Linked DNA regions of Homo sapiens: regions 1 and 3 are each linked to region 2. Evidence: chromatin loops called from intact Hi-C (ENCODE). Cell type or tissue: endothelial cell of umbilical vein. All regions are shown on one strand. Each heading gives the region's core, and the rest is flanking DNA. Links, peaks and the distances in the headings are about the cores only.

What was found. Peaks named below come from ENCODE experiments on the same cell type or tissue, not always from the same donor. Only the 100,000 strongest peaks of a DNase experiment are listed, where the experiment ranks them.
Region 1: it touches region 2 in a loop (16-fold over the local background); 94 of 110 quality-filtered maps call a loop at or near these places.
Region 3: a loop joins it to region 2, with 8 times the contacts of the local background. A loop is called at or near these places in 24 of 110 quality-filtered maps.

Annotation. Positions count from the first base shown.
Region 1 is chr4:86,919,626-86,925,995 of GRCh38, reverse strand. It overlaps AFF1-AS1 (AFF1 antisense RNA 1), which reads left to right. Exons shown (of 3, transcript NR_038841.1): 3 at 1-1,102. It also overlaps a transcript of C4orf36 not described here. Among named protein-coding and RNA genes, the nearest start is that of AFF1-AS1, 12 kb to the left of the region's middle. RefSeq lists a silencer at 705-999. In endothelial cell of umbilical vein, for the core only: a CTCF peak has its summit at 3,431 (motif pointing left); a DNase peak (open chromatin) is centred at 3,435; H3K27ac peaks cover 764 bases.
Region 2 is chr4:87,231,782-87,239,965 of GRCh38, reverse strand. It overlaps a transcript of KLHL8 not described here. Among named protein-coding and RNA genes, the nearest start is that of KLHL8, 15 kb to the right of the region's middle. RefSeq lists a silencer at 3,954-4,053 and enhancers at 3,875-4,169, 4,144-4,253. In endothelial cell of umbilical vein, for the core only: a CTCF peak has its summit at 3,968 (motif pointing right); a DNase peak (open chromatin) is centred at 3,995; H3K4me3 peaks cover 763 bases; H3K27ac peaks cover 389 bases.
Region 3 is chr4:86,494,161-86,500,530 of GRCh38, reverse strand. It overlaps a transcript of MAPK10 not described here. Among named protein-coding and RNA genes, the nearest start is that of MIR4452, 45 kb to the left of the region's middle. RefSeq lists an enhancer at 1,748-1,857. In endothelial cell of umbilical vein, for the core only: CTCF peaks have their summits at 1,784 (motif pointing left) and 4,241 (motif pointing left); DNase peaks (open chromatin) are centred at 1,750 and 4,240.

The DNA of each region.
Region 1 (6,370 bases), core at 1,255-6,254, 310 kb after region 2:
CTGAGGCAGGAGAATTGCTTCAATCTGGGAGGCAGAGGTTGCAGTGAGCTGAGATCGTGCCATTGCACTCCAGCCTGGGCGACAGAGTAAGACTCTGTCTCAGAAAAAAAAAAAAAAAAAGGAAAAAAAAAGATGATATAGTCAAAGAAATAACATTAAATTTCTTATAATTTAAGATGAATGATTTCAGATTGAAAAGTTTATAAAGGTGCCAAAGAGAAAAGGAAAGATCCACACTAGATACATTAGAATGAAATGTCAAAGTAACATACATAAAGAAGAAATTCTGAAATCTTCTAGAAAGAAAGAACATGTTATCTATGAAGGAACAAGGATCATATTGATATTAGATTTCTCAACAGCACATGTGCTGCAAGAAGACAAAGGAGTAATATTAAGTATTGTGAAACAAACCTAGAGCTTAGAATTTCATATTTAAAATTCTAAATAAATTATCATTCAAATTGTTATAGTTTGGGGGCCAGGTGTGGTGGCTCATGCCTATAATCCCAGCACTTTGGGAGACTAAGGCGGGCAGATCACTTGAGCTCAGGAGTTTGAGACGAGCCTGGCAAACACGGCAAAACCCCATCTCAAAATACAAAAATTAGCTAGATGTGGTGGTGCATGCCCATAATCCTAGCTACTTGGGAGGCTGAGGCACGAGAATTGCTTGAACTTGGGAGGCGGAGGTTGCAGTGAGCCAAGATCGTGCCATTGCACTCCAGCCTGGGCGACAGAGTGAGACTCGGTCTCATATATATATGAGACTGACAAATTGATACAGTTTGGATATATGTCCCTGCCCCAGTCTCATGTTGAACTGTAATCTGCAATGTTGGAGGTGGGGCCTGGTGGGAGGTGGTTGGATCATGGGGGCAGATTTCCATGAATGGTTTAACACCATCTTCCTGGTTTGTCCTCATGACAGTGAGTGAGTTCTTGAGAGAACTCATCATTTAAAAATGTGTGGCACTTCCTCTCTTTCTCTCTTGCTCCTGCTCTGGGTATGTGACGTGCCTGCTCCCCCTTTGCCTACTGCCATAATTCAGAGTTTCCTGAGGCCTCCCAAGAAGATAAGCCGATGCCAGCACCATGCTTCCTGTAAGCTGGCAGAACCATGAGTAAATTAAACCTCTTTTTTAAATAAGTTACCCAATCTCAGGTATTTTTTATAGCAATGTGAGAATGTGCTAGCACACAAATATGTTACCACTTAAATTATCATTCAAATATAAAAGCATAGTAAAGCTGACATTAAGCCTCAAGCATACAAGTTCACAGAAAATTTGTCACACAAGGACCCACATTATAAGAGAAGCAGAAATTCATACTGCTTTAAGAGATATCAGAGGCTGGGTGTGGTGGCCCATGCCTATAATGCCAGCACTTTGGGAAGCCAAGGCAGGAGGATCGTTTGAGCCCAGGAGTTCAAGACCAGCCTGGGCAACATAGTGAGCCCTTGTCTCTATAAAAAATAAAAAAATTAGCCATGGCCCTGGTGTGGTGGCTCACGCCTGTAATCCTAGCACTTTGAGAGGCCGAGGGGGGTGGATCACTTGAGGATAGGAGTTCAAAATCAGCCTGGCCAACATGGTGAAACCCCATCTGTACTAAAAATACAAAAAATTAGCCAGGTGTGCCGATGCACGTCTGTAATCCCAGCTACTTGTGAGGCTGAGGGAGGAGAATCGCTTGAACCCAGGAGGCAGAGGTTGCAGTGAGCTGAGATCACACCACTGCACTCCAATCTGTGTGACAGAGTGAGACTCTGTTTCAAAAAAAGAAACAACCACATGTGGTGGCATGCGCCTATGGTCACAGATACTTGGGAGGCTTAGGTTGGAGGATGGCTTGGACCTGGGAAGTTGAGGCTGCAGCAAGCTATGATTGTGCCACTGCACTCCAACCTAGGCAACAGAGTGAGACCCTGTCTCAAAAGAAAAAAGAGAGAGGGAGCAATATCAGAAGGTATCAAACATGTAAGTAAAATCCAAATAAAAGAACCAAAGAAAAGAGAAATAGAAACTATTTCAATTACAACTCAGAACTAAATTCCTAGAAAATATTAATATGACATGAAAGCATGCTAATATATTTATTTTGCACGAGTAATAATATGGATTTGACAACTTTAAAATAGGGAGAAAATAAATAAGCTTATGGTGTTATCAATCAGGAGACAGAAATTATACCAATAATTTATCAGGAATTTTTTTTTTTTTTTTTTTTGAGACAGAGTCTCACTCTTGTTGCCCAGGCTGGAGTGCAATGGTGCGATCTCAGATCACTACAACCTCTGCAGCTCTGGTTCAAAGTCATTCTCCTGCCTCAGCCTCCCAAGTAGCTGGGATTACAGGTGCCTGCCACCACCACATGTGGCTAATATTTTGTATTTTTAGTAGAGACAGGGTTTCACCACATTGGCCAGGCTGGTCTCAAACTCCCGACCTCAGGTGATCCACCCGCCTTGGCCTCCCAAAGTGCTGGGCTTACAGGCATGAGCCACTGCACCCAGCAGGAAAAATTTAATATAAAGGTTACTAACTAATAAAACATGGTTAACTATTAAGACAGATAAAGGATAACTCTAAAGAATACCAGAACCTGGGCACAAGGGCTCATGCCTGTAATTCCAGCACTTTAGGAGGCCAAGGTAGGAGGATCACTTGAGCCCAGGTGTTCAAGAACAGCTTAGGCAACATAGTGAGACCCCATCTCTACAAAAAATTAAAAAACAGCCAGGCATAGTGGTACATACCTGTAGTCTCAGCTCCTCAGGAGGCTGAGGTTAGAGGATAGTTTGAACCTAGGAGGTTGAGGCTGCAGTGAATCATGATTGTATCACTGCACTCCAGCTTGGGTAACAGAGTGAGACCGTTTCTAAAAATTAAAAAAAAAAAAAAAAGGCAGCTGGATGCAGTGGCTAGCACCTGTAATCCCAGCTACTTGGGAGGCTGAGGCAGGAGGATCACTTGAGGTCAGGAGTTGGAGACCATCCTGGGCAACTTAGCAAGATCCCTATCTCTTAAAAAAAAAAAAAAAAGGAAGAAGAAGAAAAAGCAAATGTAAACAGCATGACTACCTCTAAGGCTGAGGGAGAACATCCAAGGGAGTAACAGACTTGGAAGAGATCTCAACCCTGAGGCTAAAATTCAGACCCCCTTGGAGAGGACGGGGCTGTAGCTAGATGGCAGAGAAATTATATGTGTAAATGACAGAGGAATTCACTGGAGTGCTGCAGATAGAGGTGGTGGTGCAGCTGCAGGTGGGGATGGTGAGCTGGAAGCCATCTACTGGGGTGAGGTGGAAGCTTATTGGAGAGTGAGTGCCAATGGAACTCCATAGGTGACACCATAAGAACAAAATCTACAACAAGGAGATCTAGGAAGGGCAGCTACTGCCTCTCTGCTATGCCTGCAGTGTCTCTCTAGTGCCCTCTGCTGATAAGCCTAACATTGCACCAGCTGGCAAATGAGAAATGTTCATGGGATCCAGATCCAGATCAGTTAACTCCAAACAAGAAAAAGAAAGATTGCTTTGGACTAAGGAGCAATAAATTGATAACTGGCACAGTGTTACCCTCCCTTTTTTGTTTTTGTTTTTCCATTCACGGCTATACTGTCAATATCCATTCATGCTCTATATGTATGATTATTGGACATTCTATTTTTATACACTCCCTGGTTTTCTTTTCCTTTCATTGTTTTGGGGCTATTTTATAGCTCTGAAAGTTGTAGAAAACTAATAACAATGTAAAAGATTTTTAGTTCATAGAAATGAAAATTATTTGTGTCTGGTGGAATATAGTAGATTAACCACCCTGTGGTTAGACCATTTTCCATCTTTTAAATAAATGCATTCTAGCATTCCTTGTTGCCTATTTATGTGTGTTTTTTTGAATTATCCTTTGATCTAGTTGTAACATCTTACTGGTTCCCTCATTAATTAATGAGGTAAATAAAACCTATCACACATATTCATTTTGTATTTGTATGTGAGTTATAATTCACCTTCTAAAAAATTATACTTGAAATAAGACAATCACAAAATGGCAAATATTGTATGATTCCACTTGTATGAGGTGCCTGGCATAGTCAGATTCATACAGACAGAAAGTAGAACAGTGGTTGTCAGGGCCTGGAGGGCAGGAAGGAAAGAATGCGGAGTTATTGCTTAATGGGTACAGGATTTCAGTTTGGGAGGATGAAAATGTTCTAGAGATGGGTGGTGGTGATGGTTGCACAACAATATGAATGTACTTCATGCCAATGAACTGTACACTTAAAAATGATTAAAATGATAAATTTTACATTATGCATATTTTACTATAATTTTAAAAATTAAAATTAAAAAATTTTAATACTGAGTTTATTAATTGCTTTTCAAATTCAGTCACAGTTTACTAAATATTCTGTTAGCTAAAGTCTAAATTGTAAAGTTAACCTCCAACAACTTGTATATTAAATCATGGGGGAAAAAAGAAAATGGCTAACATTTAAAAATAAACATACATATTACAAGCAAAGAGAAAATATGTAGCCAACCTACTACAGCCCTGTTTTTTAACTGATGACGAGACCATGGTTGATATTTATGACCTTCTGCTACCTACTCTGTATTCCCTTTGCCCTCAGCCAGAAGCTCAGCTGGTCAGGTGTCTTAGTGGAGTGACCAAGCTTTCATTTCTAAATTGTCTGAGTCTTAATATTCCAGCCTCTATTTTTTTGTGTGTGTGACAGTTTTCTGTTAATATTTTTTCTTGGGCATTGATATGGTTTAAATTTGTCCTCCAAAGTTTGTATGTTGAAAACTTTTTTTTTTTTTTTTGAGAAGGAGTTTCACTCTTGTTGCCTAGGCTAGAGTGCAATGGTGTGATCTCGGCTCACCACAGCCTCCACCTCCAAGATTCAAGTGATTATCCTGCCTCAGCCTCTGGAGTAGCTGGGATTACAGGCATGTGCCACCATGCCCGGTTAATTTTGTATTTTTAGTAGAGACGGGGTATCTCCATGTTGGTCAGGCTGGTCTGGAACTCCCAACCTCAGGAGTGATCCACCTGCCTTGGCGTGCTGGGATTATAGATGTGAGCCACCCCGGCCCCACAAAGTGCTGGGATTATAGACGTGAGCCACCATGCCCGGCCATATATTGGAAACTTAATCCCCAATACAACAGTACTATGTTAAAAGGTAGGACTTTTAAGAGGTGATTAGGTAATGGGAACTCTACCCTCATGAATGGATTAATGTTGTTATCAAAGGAGTGTGTTAGTTATTGAGGGAGTGGTTTGGTTATAGAAGTGAATTTGTTCCCCTTTTGCTCTTGAGCATGCTCTCTAGCCCTGGGATGCCTTCCACCATGTTGTGATGCAGCAAGAAGGCCCTCACCAGATGAAGGCTCACAATCTTTGACTTCCCAGCCTCCAGAACTGCAAGCTAAATAATTTCTTCTGTTTACAAATGATCTAGTTTGTGGCATTCTATTATAACAGCACAAAATGGATTAAGACAAAAAAATTGGTACCAAGATTGGAGTTGTTGCTATAGTAAATACTTGAAAATGCGGAAGTAGCTTTGGAACTGGGTAATGGGTAGAGGCTAAAAAGATCTGGAGCAGCAGGCTAGAAAAAGACTAGATTGCTGTAAATGGAGTATTAAGGGTGATTCTGGTGAGGGCTCAGAAGAAGAAGAGAGCTGCAGGGAAGGGCTGAGACTAATTATAGATTACTTAAGTGACCATGATTAGAATATTGGTGGAAATATAGACAGTAGAGGCCAATCTGATGAGGTCTTACATGGAAAAGAGGAATACCTTCTTGGAAACCGGAGTAAAGGCCATCCCTGTTATGAAATGGCAAAGAACTTGGCTGAGTTGTGTTCATGCCCTAGACTTTACAGAAGGCAGAATTTAAGAGTGATAAGCTAGGATATCTGATGGAAGAGCTTTTTTCTTGCTGTTGTTTTTAAGACAGGATCTTGCTCTGTCACCCAGGCTGGAATGCAGTGGTGTGATCATAGCTCATTGCAGCCTCAAACTCCTGGGCTTAAGCAATTCTCCCAGCTCAGCCTCCTGAGTAGCTGGGATGCTACTCCCCCACTCTCAGCTAATTTTTAAATTTTTTGTAGAGACAGGGTCTCACTTTGCTGCCCAGGCTTGTTTTGAACTCCTGGGCTCAACTGAACTCCCTGCCTTGGCTTCCTAAAGTACAGGCATTAGAGTTGTTAGCCACCACACCCAGCTGGGTAAAACAAATTTCTAAGAAAAATATTTTTAGGATCTGTGTGGCTACTTTTAACCACATACAGTAAGATATAAGAGGAAATAAATGACTTAAGATGGAATTCATAATTTAAAAAGAAGCAGAATG
Region 2 (8,184 bases), core at 1,706-6,705:
GAGGGGGTTAAGATCATAGAAACTCAAAGGTTTGTTCTTGGATGAAATTCCTATGAAAAGGGGATGGGAAAAAGAGGGAAGAATCTGGAGGCTGATGATTGAGAAGTAGCACTGGACCTGATGGGGTTTTCTCTTTTTACTTTATTTTTAGAATTACTGTAAATAATAATACTAACCTGGCAAGGAGGTTTTACAAACCATGTTTCTCAAATAAATCTTACCTTGAAGAAGCCATGTAGGTAGTTTCAGCCCAAGGTTCTCATAAATTCATCCTCTGAGGATGTATTGTTAGTACTGCTGAAACACCTGCTGCCTCTTGCATATGTTCTGGATTATTTGAAGGAGGGTGAAAGGGAACTGAGAAAAAGGTACCCAGAGGTAAAGCTTGGCCTTATCCACCTCATCACCTTTTCTCTGATCTATTATCAAGCAGAGAGGAACTACTGAACTTTTCACTTATTAGAAGTGCGCATGTTCCTTAATTCTTATGATTCAATAAACAGCCAAGCTTGGAGAGAGGTACTGGGAAATAACGGAGCTTTGCTCCTGCCAAGTCTGTATTACACATCAGATGGAGTCAGATTCTTAACAGGCGCACTGGAGCCTCTCCCTGGGGTCTCCTTTCCAAGCCCTGCTCCATTTCCCACTTGAATGTCTTTAAAGAGTCACAACTTTATTCATTCATCAAGCAAACAAATATTTACTGCGCACCTACTATATCTTCCAGGCTTTTAAAGAAACGCTAGAGTGTCTTTTGAAGGAACTCTTCTATCTACTATACTCTCCACTTATCTTAAAATAAGTTAAATTTCACATATTTAATCACAAATATTTATTGAACACTACTACTTAGAGAAGAACCTTACTGAGTGCGAAAAAGGTATATATTGTATTGAAGACAAAAGAATCCAGAGCTCTGGGGAATCTGCATTTTTAAAAAATATAATAGAATGTGTTGAATTTAAAATAGGTGTCTCGAAACAATATTTACGTGGAAAAAAAGTCACTAGAGAGACCAAATGGAATGGTAAATTTGACTGCTAATTGTTACAGTTCACAATAACTTAATGATAAAATATAGGCAGATAGCATGAAAAATTACATTATCTCATGGAGCCAATTTATACAGGACCAGGGTAAAAATTATGGATGCTTGAGCACTGAAAAGTCATGATTCCTTCTATCATATGTATTTCCAGATCAAAATAATATTAAGCTTTCATTAAAATAAATACAAATAAGTCCAATACATTTTTTATTTTTCCAATGATAACTTTACTTTTCTCCTGTCCATTTTGGTAGCTACTAGCCACATATGACAATTTGTATTAAATAAAATTAACAATTTTCTTTCTCAGTGTTAAACTAGGCCCATTTCAAGTGCTCAATAGTCACATGTGACCAATAACTACATTATTAAAAAGAACAGATATAGAACTTTTTTGTGTGTGTGACAGGGTCTTGCTAGGCTGGTCTTGAACTCCTGGGCTCAAGCTATCTTCCAACTTGGATCTACCAAAGTGCTAGGATTATAGTTATGAGCCACCACCATGCCTGGCCAAGAACATTTTCATTATCACAAAAAGTTCTATTACACAGTGCTGACTTAAATGCTTTATGAAAATACATAACAAATATTTTCAAAAATGATTTTCTCTTTTTTCTTCTTCTCTACAAATATGCTTGGTGAGAAATCCAGGAAATATAAGAAATGCATGGAATATAAGATGTAGGCTGAGCGTGGACGTTCACGCCTGTAATCCCAGGACTTTGGGAGGCCGAGGTGGGTGGATCATGAGATCACGAGTTTGAGACCAGCCTGGCCAACATGGTGAAACCCTGTCTCTACTAAAAATACAAAAATTAGCCCAGCATGGTTGTGCACGCCTGTCATCCCAGCTACTCAGGAGGCTGAGGCAAAAGAATTGCTTGAACTCAGGAGAAGGAGGTTGCAGTGAGCTGAGATTGTGCCACTGCACTCCAGCCTGGGCGACACAGCAAGACTCCGTCTTAAAAAAAATGATATAACACTAAAACACATTAACAGAACACAGATATGTTTAGATATGTTTTTCTGAAAAGGTAGCAAAAACAGAACTCATTATTATTATCAGTGTCAAATCTGTATTATTATTATTAGGGACAGGGTCTCACTCTGTCACCCAAACTGAAGTGCAGTGAGCCAAGATTGTGCCACTGCAACCTCTGCCTCCCAGGCTCAAGTTATCCTCCCACCTCAGCCTCCTGAGTAGCTGGGACCACAGGTGCATGCCACCATACTCAGCTAATTTTTGTATTTTTAGTAGAGACAGAGTTTCACTATGTTGCCAAACTGGTCTCTAACTCCTGGGCTCGTGCAATCTGCCTGTTTGGCCTCCCAAAGTGCTGGAATTACAGGTGTGAGCCACTGTGCCTGGCTATGATTTGTTTATTTAATCAATGACTGCATCAGTATGTTGTTTGTTAAGACTTCCAGTGAAATAAACTAGAACTAGGCTAATTTTCTGTTATTTATTATGTTGAAAAAACACATTTTGTTTTGTTTTGTTTTTAGTTTCTACTGATAACAGTTAAACAATTTTAAGGAAAAAAATATGCATTGTATTGGCAAGTATCTCATTATTTATTTAAGACCCAGCTCAAATACAGCTTTTCTTTGAAGACTTCTCTGATTATCTAGAAAAGTATGTGTCCTTATAATCTTCCAATACATTCTTCTTTCCGTGTTTTATTGCTGTTATTTGCATTATTATAGTGTCTTCCCCAGCAGACAGTTGGATTGGGAGTTCTGGGAGGATGAGAACCATATTCTCAGGCCTGACACAGTGACTGGGACTCAATACGGTGTTCATCTGGGAACATGGCTGCTGGCCAGTTCTGGGATTTTTAGCTATGGGAAGGACATGTGGCACTTAGGAATTTTGTTTCACATCTGTTGTGAAACTTCCCGCTGTCAAAGTGTTTGAGATTGTTATTGTCATCTTCATTTTAGACACAATACAGACTAGGTGCCGTGGCTCGCGCCTGTAATCTCAGCACTTTGGGAGACCGAAGCGAGTGGCTCACCTGAGGTCAGGAGTTCGAGACCAGCCTGACCAACATAGAGAAACCCCGTCTCTACTAAAAATACAAAATTAGCCGGGCTTGGTGGTGCACGCCTGTAATCCCAGCTACTTGGGAGGCTGAGGCAGGAGAAACGCTTGAACCCGGGAGGTAGAGTTTGCAGTGAGCTGAGATTGTGTCACTGCACTCCAGCCTGGGTGACAGAGTGAGACTCCATCTAAAAAAAAAAAAAAAAAAAAGACACAGTACAGATAAATTAAATGACTTTTCAAAAGGTACGCAATGAATAAAAGTCTGGGCTGTAATGAAATTTTCAGTCCTTAGTGTTCTAAAGTGATGTTATGCCCTTCCTTGAGGTTGCCTCCCTTAAGGTGTCTATTAAGAAATCAAATTCATAGGCCGGCACAGTGGCTCACGCCTGCAATCTCAGCACTTTGGAAGGCCGAGGCGGGCAGATCATAAGGTCAGGAGTTCAAGACCAGTGTGGCCAACATAGTGAAATCCCGTCTCTACCAAAAATACAAAAATTTGCCGGGCATGGTGGTGCGCCCCTGTAGTCCCAGCTACTCAGGAGGCTGAGGCAGGAGAATCACTTGAACCTGGGAGGCGGAGGTTGCGGTGAGCCGAGATCGCCCCACTGCACTCCAGCCTGGGCTACAGAGCGAGACTCCGTCTCAAAAAAAAAAAAAAAAGGAAAAGGAAAAAGAAATCAAATTCATACTTTTTCCTGGTATAAGGCAGATATTTTAAGGTAGAAGGAAAAGTGACAAATCTTACATAAAACTCTAGAAGAAAGGCTACTGTTGTTTGAACCTCGTGTCAAGGCTTACTTTAAGAAAGAGCCATTTCATTCGCTTTTTTTGGTTTCTATTTCTACCAACTTGGAGGCAGAGCGCTTCGTCACTACTGCTGTTTTACCAATATATTCCAGCAGAGGGCGCTCCAAGCATTTTACAACGTTTCCAATGGCGCCTTCGATTCCCCCTTCCCCCGCACCCTCCTCCCCACCGACCCGCCCCGCGGCCCGCAACCTCTCCGCTCTCATCCCAAAGACTTGTGTTTTGGCCTAATCCTTCTGGTGCCAAGTCATTGAAAGGTCCTGTTTACCCCTCGGGTTGTATTAGGAGCTGATAGGGTTTGAGAGATATTCTGCATTTTATCACACCTCTCCATATTCAATTCAGCAGGTCATATTTAAATATGAAATATAGAGGATAATTTTCAATGCTTGATTAGCTATAGAGATCATGCTAGGTGACGATTAAATGATAACAATTATGCTTTTTCTCCACCCTGCCCCCCAAAGTGTAGTTTATTCAATTCATCTCAAATGATGACAAAGGGATATTTTTATACTTTCTTCATTTGGCACCTCAAATACAGCCATGTGTTACTTAACAAGATTCTGAGAAATGCATCACTTTGTCTTGTGAACATCAGGGAATGTGCTTATACAAGCCTAGATGGTATAGCCTACTACACACCTAGGCTATATGGTCTAGCCTACTGCTCCTAGGCTACAAACCCACATGGCATGTTACTGGACTGAATACTGTAGGCAACTAGAATACGGTGGTATTTGTGTACCTAAACGTAGGAAAGGTACACTAAAAATACGGTATAAAAGATAAAAAATGATACTTGTATAGGGCACTTACCCTCAATGGAGCATGCAGGACTGGAAGTTGCTCTGGGTGAGTCAGGGAGTGAGTGGTGAGTGAATGTGAAGGCCTAGGACATTACTGTACACTATGTAGACTTTACAAACACTGTACAGTCAGGCTACACTATAAATAAAATATATTTATTTATTCAAATATTTATTCTTTCTCTGGTAATAAACCAACCCTAGCTTACTGTAATTATTTTACTTTATAAACTTTATAAACTTTAGAACACACTGTACAGCCATTCAAAAATATTTTCTTTCTTTGTATCTGTATTCTTTAAGCTTTTTTATTCTTTTCTTTTCTTTTTAAACTGTTGGTTAAAAACGAAGACACAAGCACACATTAGCCTAGGACTACACAGTGTCAGGATCGTCAATATCACTGTCTTCATCTCCACATCTTGCCCCACTGGGAAAGTCTTCCGGGGCAATAACCCACATGGAGTTGTCATCTCTATGATAACAATACCTTCTTCTGGAATACCTCCTGGAGGACCTGCCCCAGGCTGTTTTATGGTTAACTTTTTTTGAAATAAGTAGGAGTATACTCTAAAATAGCAATAAAAAGTATAGTAAATAAACCAGTAACATAGTCATTTCTTATCAAGTATTATAGAATATACATAATTGTATCTGCTATACTTTTATACCACTGGCAACACAGTAGGTTTGTTTACACCAACATCACAATATGCACATGAGCTTGAGTAATGCGTTGTGCAGGACATTATCATGGCTATGACGTCACTAAGGGATAGGAATTTTTCAGCTCCACTATAATCTTTTTTTTTTTTTTTGAGACAGAGACTCACTCTGTTGCCAGGCTGAGTGCAGTGGTACGACCTCCGCTCAGTGCAACCTCTGCCTCCCAGGTTCAAGCAATTCTCCTGCCTCAGCCTCCTGAGTAGCTGGGACTACAGGTGTGCACCACCACGCCCAGCTAATTTTTGTATTTTTTAGTAGAGATGCAGTTTTACCATGTTGGTCAGGATGGTCTCAATCTCTTGACCTTGTGATCCGCCCACCTTGGCCTCCCAAAGTGCTTGGGTTACAGGCGTGAGCCACCACACCCAGCCAGCTGCACTATAATCTTATGACACCACCCATACATGCAGTCCTTTGTTGACCAAAACATCCTTATGTGATTTATGATTGTACTTTAAAGTATCTCTACATCTACAGTATGGACCCAGAACTCATTCTACTCTAAATGTAGTTCTTCATCCAATAAGTGAACACTGATTGTGACAAATAGTTGGCTCACTTGCATTTTTGGTAGTTTATGTAATGTCTAAACAATGACAAAGAATGCATTGTCGAGTGCTTCTAAAAGATACATTTAGCCTGAAATTAGTATTTTTTAAAATATTGTTTAAAATAGAAAATCAAAGAATGAAAAAAGAAAATGGAAAAATATTTATCAAGTATCTTCAATCAAGATTTTGTAGGCATAAGTGGTAACGTGATAAAAATTGATTTTATAAAAAACCTAGGCAGACCAAAGATTTAAATATACAATGTAAAATTCAAAATTTTAGAAGAAAATATCGTTATGTCCCAGAAATAGGAAATATTTCTCAAAGAAGATATAAAAGAAACTCAACCCACTAGGTAAATAGGTGAAGTCTGATCAGTTTGTTTACATTCTTTTATTTTTATTTTTTGAGAGAGTCTCACTCTGTTGCCCAGGTTGGAGTACAGTGCACAGTCTCAGCGCACTGCAACCTCTGCCTCCCGGATTCAAGCCATTCTCGTGTCTCAGCCTCCCGAGTAGCTGGAATAAAGGTGCGTGCCACAACGCCCAGCTAATTTTTGTTGGGGTTTCACCATGTTGGTTAGGCTGGTCTCAAACTCCTGACCTCAAGTGATCCACCCGCCTCGGCCTCCCAAAGTGCTGGGATTATAGGCATGAGCCACGCACCCGGTCAGTTTGATTACATTCTAATCAAAAGCTACCTCCCATTGGAGTTTGAGATCAGCCTGGGCAACATGGTAAAACCCTGTCTCTACTAAAAATACAAAAAAATTAGCCAGGCATGGTGGCCTGTGCCTGTAATCCCAGCTACTCGGGAGGCTGAGGCAAGGAGAATTGCTTGAACCCTGGAGGCGAAGGTTGCAGTGAGCCAAGATCATGTCACTACACCCCAGCCTTGGCGACAAAGCAAGACTCCATCTCAAAAAAGAAAAATAAAAAGATACCATTGGAAAGCAAGATTATCAAAAGATATCACTAAAAAGTAAGACAAGTCACAAACTGGAAGAAGATATTTAATACTCACATAATGTACAGAAGATTACTACTCAGAATATTTAAAAATTACACCTAAAAAAAACTAATTGGAAAAAAAAACCTAATAGAAAAATGGACCAACAAATTGAACATGGATTTTACAAAAAGGAGATCTGAATTGGTAATAAATATATTAAACATATTAAAACCTCATTCATAACTAGATAAGTGCAAATTATGATCACAAGATTAGGGAAAAATTAAAACCACAAGATACTATTTTATGTCTACCACTGGTATAAATTAAGAAGTCTGGTAAAACCAAGTCTTGGCCAGAATGTACGATCACTGGAGTCCTCAGAAAACTACCTTAAAAGTGTGCATTGATATGACAATCTTGGAAGACAATTTGGCATTTTTTAGTTACATCGAAGTCATGCATATTGTAAAACCAGCAATTCCACTTCTGGAGAAACTCTTGTATTTGCTATGTACCCTTATACATATACACGAGTGTCCATAGCAGCATTGTCTGTAATTGAAAAAACTTGGAAGTAATCCAAGTATCCATCAACAAGATGAGTAAATTATGGTATATTCATATGATGAAATAGTATGTAGCAGTGAAAGATGAAGAAACCACAGCCATGTGTATCAACAGGGATGAATCTCACAAATACAATAAGAATAAGAAAAGCAGATTGGAGAAAGATACATACAGTATGATTCTGTCCATTTAAATTTCAAACACATGCAAACTAAATGCAAATAGGGTACAACTACAAAGAAATACATGAGAAAAATAAATATCACATTCAGATAGTGTTTACTATGGGAGAAAGAGAGATGTGTTTGGAAAGGAGCACACAGAGGTAAGTGCACAGTTCTATTTAATTATCCTTTTTATACACTCATAAAGAATAATTAACCTCATATACCAGTAAGTATAGGAAATGTATAATTATTTTTGAATATTAGAAATTATTAGCTTTGAAAGGGAGATGTCATCAATAGAATGTGGTATGTTTATGTTAGATTCATGGTTATAGAAATAAAGCATTAGGAGAAAATCTGTGAGATAGTGTGAACAATAAAAGTGGACAATCAACCGGGCATGGTGGCTCACGCCTATAATCTCAGCACTTTGGGAGGCCGAGGCAGGCAGATCACTTGTGGTCAGGAGTTCGAGACCAGCCTGGCCAACATGGCGAAACCTCGTCTC
Region 3 (6,370 bases), core at 1,255-6,254, 740 kb after region 2:
AAAACCCCCAAAGTTTATGGGGAACCTGAGTTTCAGGAAACTCAGAACACTTTGTGAAATAAATTTCAGAGATTGTGTATTAAACTGAAGTTTCTAGTTAGAAGAGTGTGTACCACACAGTACGCAAACTTATCTTTTTCCTGATGAAGTGGAAAATCAGGTCAGGATTACTGCAACGTGCTTGAACTTAATAACTGAAAATAGAATCATATGATCTGGGTATTCTAGCACAACCCGATTTCAAATAAGCTGATCTGCTTCTCCCATAAGTGGATTCAGACTATTCTTATTGTGTGACCTAATTTTTAGTTTTGAGGATCAAATCACCATAGCTATTATGGCCAGTTTTGAAGCTTTATTTCTATATCCTAAAATGAAGTGGGTATTGACCAATTATCAGACAATCTGGGTAATTCAGATGGCTGGCAAATCAGTTGTTCAATTGCTAGTAACACAGATAGGAATTCAGCAAGATGGAATTTTATATTTCTTTCATAAAAGGAAGGCTTAAGAGAGGCTTATATGGTAGCTCTAAAGTGGTATCAGTGACTCAGGCGCTTTTAGTTTTCTTCGCCATCCATAGCATGTGATTTCCATCCCCAAGGTTTTCACGTGGTCCAAGATGGTTGCTGGGATCCCAGACAGACATCATATATGTCTTCTAATCAGGGAGGAAGCAGAAAGGACAAAAAGACATACTTCAGCTGTTTGTCTTAAGGAGCTTTCTCTAAAGGCCCACTTACTGTTTACCAACCATCCCTATCTGCAGGAGAGATTGGCAAATGCAGTCCTTTAGCTGGATACATCACTACTTGGAATAAAATTAAAGTTCTTAAAGTTCTATCATTAAGGAAAAAGAAGAGAATAGATGTTGTGTAGGTGACTAGTTGTCTTAGCTATAGCAAGCAAGCAAAATCAACGATTAAAGCAAAAAACAAATCCTCTTTGGATAGTGCATTATATGGTTTGTCTTTTTGTCTAATTGATATTGACTGAACAATATACACATTTCCAGTGTGTTTCGTGACCTGGAGGCACTGCCTATGGGTGTGTATGTGTGGCCCTGGCAAGAAAATAACCGAACCAACAAGTGCATCAGCAGAATTGTCTGGAAATGTTCTTGCTGTGTTACTCCCCACCCTGTTTTTGGTCATGCACTGAAGTCAAGGTTCCTGGTGTGCTTGCAACTTAGCTGCTGGTAGTTAAAGTTAGGCAGGTCCAGGGCAGTGTAAATCTCCTCTGAACTGTTTGATTGTGATAATCTGGAATATAAAGCTACTTTTCCTTTTGTATAACTTTTTATCCTGTGCTCTATATGAGTGTGTGTCTCTGTGTGTGTTATCCTGAGGTTTGCATACTCCTTACTCCCCAGACACTGATTTTGGGAGGAGTTTGAAAGCATAGTAATGGCTTACTTGCTTGAAAGAAGTATTTCATTTAACACAATTGTAATCGCAAAAGGATGTGAATATTAACTTATGATTCTCTATAATTGGATGTGGCTTTTAAAAAGCAAATGATCCATTCCACATTTGAACTAAACCTATGGTCAGGTGAGCTTTAAGAAGAGAGGTTAATTTGGAGACACAGTCTGAAACAGTGCATGTTTCAGTACTTCACAAATATTAAGAACTTTGTTATTTTACTTTCTTTGAGTGCCACTTTGGTGTTCCACAACTACATCTATACAGATAAACAAGGGTCTGAAGGAAAGGAAAAGGGCTGTTAAGGTTAGCTATAAATGATGTTTGGCGATTAGGGTCCCTCTAGTGGTAGCTAGCTTAAATACGCTTAGGCAGCAACAGAGTGGTGTACCCTACATATTTGTGGTGGTGACCCACGGTTTATAAAGCCACCTCAATTTAATTCTAAATTCTTATTATAGCAGTGCTGTTATGAGTCAACTCTCACTAAAAATTTTTAGTATTTTGTTTTCTTAATGTAGATTTGGGAGCTTGTGGATAATTGTCTTAATGATCCTAGTCTCCTTTGTTTCTGTGTGTGTGGACTTCCACTTTCTTCTTATCTAAAAGCCACAACCAGTCACTTTTCAGGGCACTCAGTTTGATGAAGTTTTAAGAGTCTCCAAAATGATGGCTCTGTTGTTACTCCTTGTGTTTGGCATATAACTAGAGTTAGATAAAATAATCAAACCGATGAAGATCAAAATGTCAGGTTTATTATCAATAAAAGTGATATTGAAGAATGTGGCTCAGTTGTGTGGTAACAGTAGGTTTCCTAGGACTGCACCAGAAATAGCCATTTTTCTGGTTGCCTGCCAGGCCTTGCTCTGCAGGGTTAGTCCCTTTTACATAAAGTGACACATAATTTGTTGTGCAAACCAAGACACTTTTGAGAGTCGAAGGGATGAAATGCCAGGACTGTCCTGAAAACTGTGGCATAAGGCCACTGACTTTTATCTCATGACAGCAGCCAAAACAGAAAGCACATTGTCTTCAGGCAGACAGATCCCTGAGAGAAAGGGCAGAAAGGAGCTTAGCTCAGCATGCTCAGTTGCTTCTCCCTAACACACCAATTAGATAAATAAATTCTTTACCCTTGAAGAGAAGTAAGGGATGGTCCAAGAAGCCAGTTGTGCTCATGGAAAATCCATCCATAGATTCCATAGTGGTATGGAATGGAGGGTTTTCTAATCAACCCTGCTCCTAATATTTGCACAGCCAGAGTGGGGTGCTCTAGGCATAGGGACTGAGGAGTGGAGTGCAAGTGCTGATTGTTAGCGTATCTTCTCAACTTCATATTTAATGATATGATGCTTGCTTGGTACACTCGAAATTGGCCATGGTGGGAGTTTTGGCAAACTACAAACCAGGGCTTTCTTTCCTCCTTTCCAGAAGAGCTGGTTGTTAAAAAATCATCAGCACACCACTTAGCCCTGGACAGATTTTATTTCTGCTGGGTTTTATGGCTTAGACTTGCCACTGCCCCCACCAGCTGGGAAAGATGTCTGTGATCAGTGATCATAGGTACATTTGTTATTGCCATGAAAAACTCCAACCTCAGCACCTTCTATATGCCTCATAGGGCTGCACTCCATTGGTCCTACTTCCCATGGCCTCAACAGCTGCAGTGTAGTGTGTGCTCTGAGTCTTCTGACCTGGCAGAGCCAAGGAGCCTGAGGATAGGTTTTCCATTTGGCACTGAGACTGGCCATTCAGTGCATGCCCGCATAGTTCCTTGCCAAGTCTACGGAAATGGAAAGCATAAGTGTGACTTTGATGCTTTTAGAATCTTCCAGGCATTGACAATGAGAAACAGGATTGTTCATAGGGGAAGTGAAATTCCTGACAATAGCCTCATCAGTAGAACCATAAAGTACCTGAGTTTTAGAAGTTAGAAGCACTGAATTTGAGTCCTGTTTATGTGAAATATAACTAAACTTTGTAAACAAATTTTTATTGTTTGGAGTGTTGGTTTCTTATAAAGCAGGAAAAATACTCTCCCATAAAAATAAAGTTTTGAGGATAGAATGAAATAGCATGTGAAAATGAGTTATAAATCTTAAAGAGCTAGGTTAATGTAAAGCATAAGCATTATAAGGAATGTGCATATTTTGTGGCAAAAGAGAGATTAGTTAGTGCCGACATTTTAGCTAATTATTTGCAGGATGGGAGGCAGAACTGGATTATCTGGATTATCTATAAAGCTGACTAAGCGTGTGCTTAGCCCTCCAGCAAAGGAGTATTGAGTAATGTTTTTTGTTGGGTGGGGGGGGAATTAAATATTTCTCCTCTAACTCACCAGAAAAAATTAATTGTCATCGGAAAATAGAAATTTGTTGGATTTCTTTATGCTTGTTTTATAGTTTATTGCTTTAAAATTGTAATTTGTAAGGGAGTTGGGGTACTGCATTCTTAAAAAGCACTTAGAATCTCTAAAAAAACTTAACCTAGTCACCATGACATAGTCCCCTTGTATTCTTGTACCTTTCAATGCCTTGAAAAGATCTGGGGTGAAGGAGGACTTCAGGGGTACCTGTTGTATCATGTACTTTGTATAGGCCACAAAAGGGCTGTATTTTTCCTTTGCATTATAGGCAGATTCCAAATACAAAATTAATTTAGTGTGAAGCTTCCTAGTAAAACACAAAATAAATGATATGTAATATTGAATAAGAACTATGTTTGATATTTTAAAAAGAACTTAAAAATGGAAATCTTCCAGGTTCAGGCCAATTTTTTATGTTTGGGTTTTTCAAATGCATATTGGCCTCCCTCTAGTGGTAGCTGAGGCAAACTGAACCAAAACCCGGGGCACAAAGCTCGTCTCTGAATCAAAAATAGAGTTTTCAACATCTAAGTCTCTATTTTAATGGCTGGAAAGCATGTAGCTAATATCAGGTTTTGCATTATTTAGATCCTTGGGTTAATTTGAAGTTGTTGTCCCTATAGCATTTGGGCTTTTTTGAACTTTTCTTGTGTTTATTTTTGGTTAATGGAGTGTGTATGTTGTTTTCCACAAAAATGAAGCCCTTTGTTCACTTTTAAATTTCAAATTTTTGATGTTTATGTAATATCTTCTGGCATGAATTATAGAAAAAATGTGTTAATAAGTTTTTGGTAAAACTTGAGATTATTCTTATAGTTTTTTTGGGTAAAAATTAATATATGCAAAAAAATTCAGCCTGGATCCGATGATGACTCTAGATTTAGCTAGCAATTTTCAGAAAACCCAAAGGATGGACAAACATGTTAAAATACCAAGGAGATGTAATCAGTCAGTCAAACTCAGACTGAGAAAGTTCATAGGACATAAAAGCACATTTTTTCAACAAATACATTGCAAGAGGGGGAAAAAGGGAGAGGAAAATGGAACATGAAAATTAAAAGATATTTAAAATACAATAATAATTTACCATATCTCATCTTTGTTTGGATGCTGATTAAATAAGCACCATGGAAAACCCCTATTTGTAATATTTATGAGACAATTAAAATGTCGACACTAAATGTTTGATATTATTAAGGAATTATTTTTAGATGTGATAATGATATTTCAGTTGTGTTAGTTTTGTTATAAAGACAAGCTATTGCATTTTAGAGATTCATCCTGAAATATTTATAAGGGAAATTATATGATATCTAGGATTTCCTTCAAAATAGTCTCAAGGGAAGGGATAGATGGAGGTGTGGATAGGCCAGATTGGCCATGGGCTTGGTACTGGATGGTTATCTGGGAATTCATGATACTATTTTATCTACTTTTGAGTATGTTTAAAATTCTCCATAATAAAACATTTAAAATACCAATAAATTGGTTATAGTACCTTTAATAACAGCTATGTAAATAAATGCCTCCCATCTTACCATATCATTAAACATCATTGTTTTATGGACTACATCCTCAACCCAAGCCAAACTCGCTTTAGGCCTCATGTTGGAGGTATACCCTAAACTTGTTGGAGCAGCCCTGAAAAGTCTGGCTCTGTCTGAAGTGATTTGTTGGACTTCTAAGAAATTGTGTTAGTTTTTTCTGGACCTTAATTCTAATATAAACCAAAAGGCCAAGGTTTCTTAGGGAAGACACCATGAAATAAGCTCGGGTTATCCAACTCCTTAAGATTGAATCAAGATCAACTTAAGGAAAAGTGAGCAAATATTTAGTTATTGATACATAAAATATGTGAAGCTTTTTTTTTTTTTTTTTTTTTTTTTTTTTTTTTTTTTTGAGACGGAGTCTCTCTCTGTCGCCCAGGCTGGAGTGCAGTGGCACGATCTCAGCTCACTGCAAGCTCCGCCTCCCAGGTTCACGCCATTCTCCTGCCTCAGCCTCCTGAGTAGCTGGGACTGCAGGCACCCGCCACCACGGCCAGCTAGTTTTTTGTATTTTCAGTAGAGACGGGGTTTCCATGTTGGCCAGGATGGTCTCAATCTCTTGACCTCGTGATCCGCCCGCCTCAGCCTCCCAAAGTGCTGGGATTACGGGTGTGAGCCACCACGCCCAGCCGTGAAGCATTTTTGAAGTTAGAGTAATGGTGACAAAGAACAAGCCAGTCATGGATCCCAGTATTCACACTCCCTTAGCTCCAGGTTTTAAGTCTTCTCATACAGATATCCCCTCCAGCTCTTTTCCCTTCTCCTGACCATGGCCTTCTGCCTTATCTCAGCCCATGTGGAACGCCAGTCCCCTCCTGTTCCAAGGAGGCTGAGTGTTGCATTGTTTACCTAGAGTTTCCCTGGATTCTTGCTCTGAACATGCTGTCCATGTGGACCCAGAGTACTGCTGTCCTGCCAGACTTCCACTGCCCCTTTCTGGTGAAATACTCCTTCTCCCTACTCACAAACATGGAAGATTGTACCTCGCTGCATCCTCTTGTTGATCTGAAATAAGGATTTTAAATCTAGTGAAT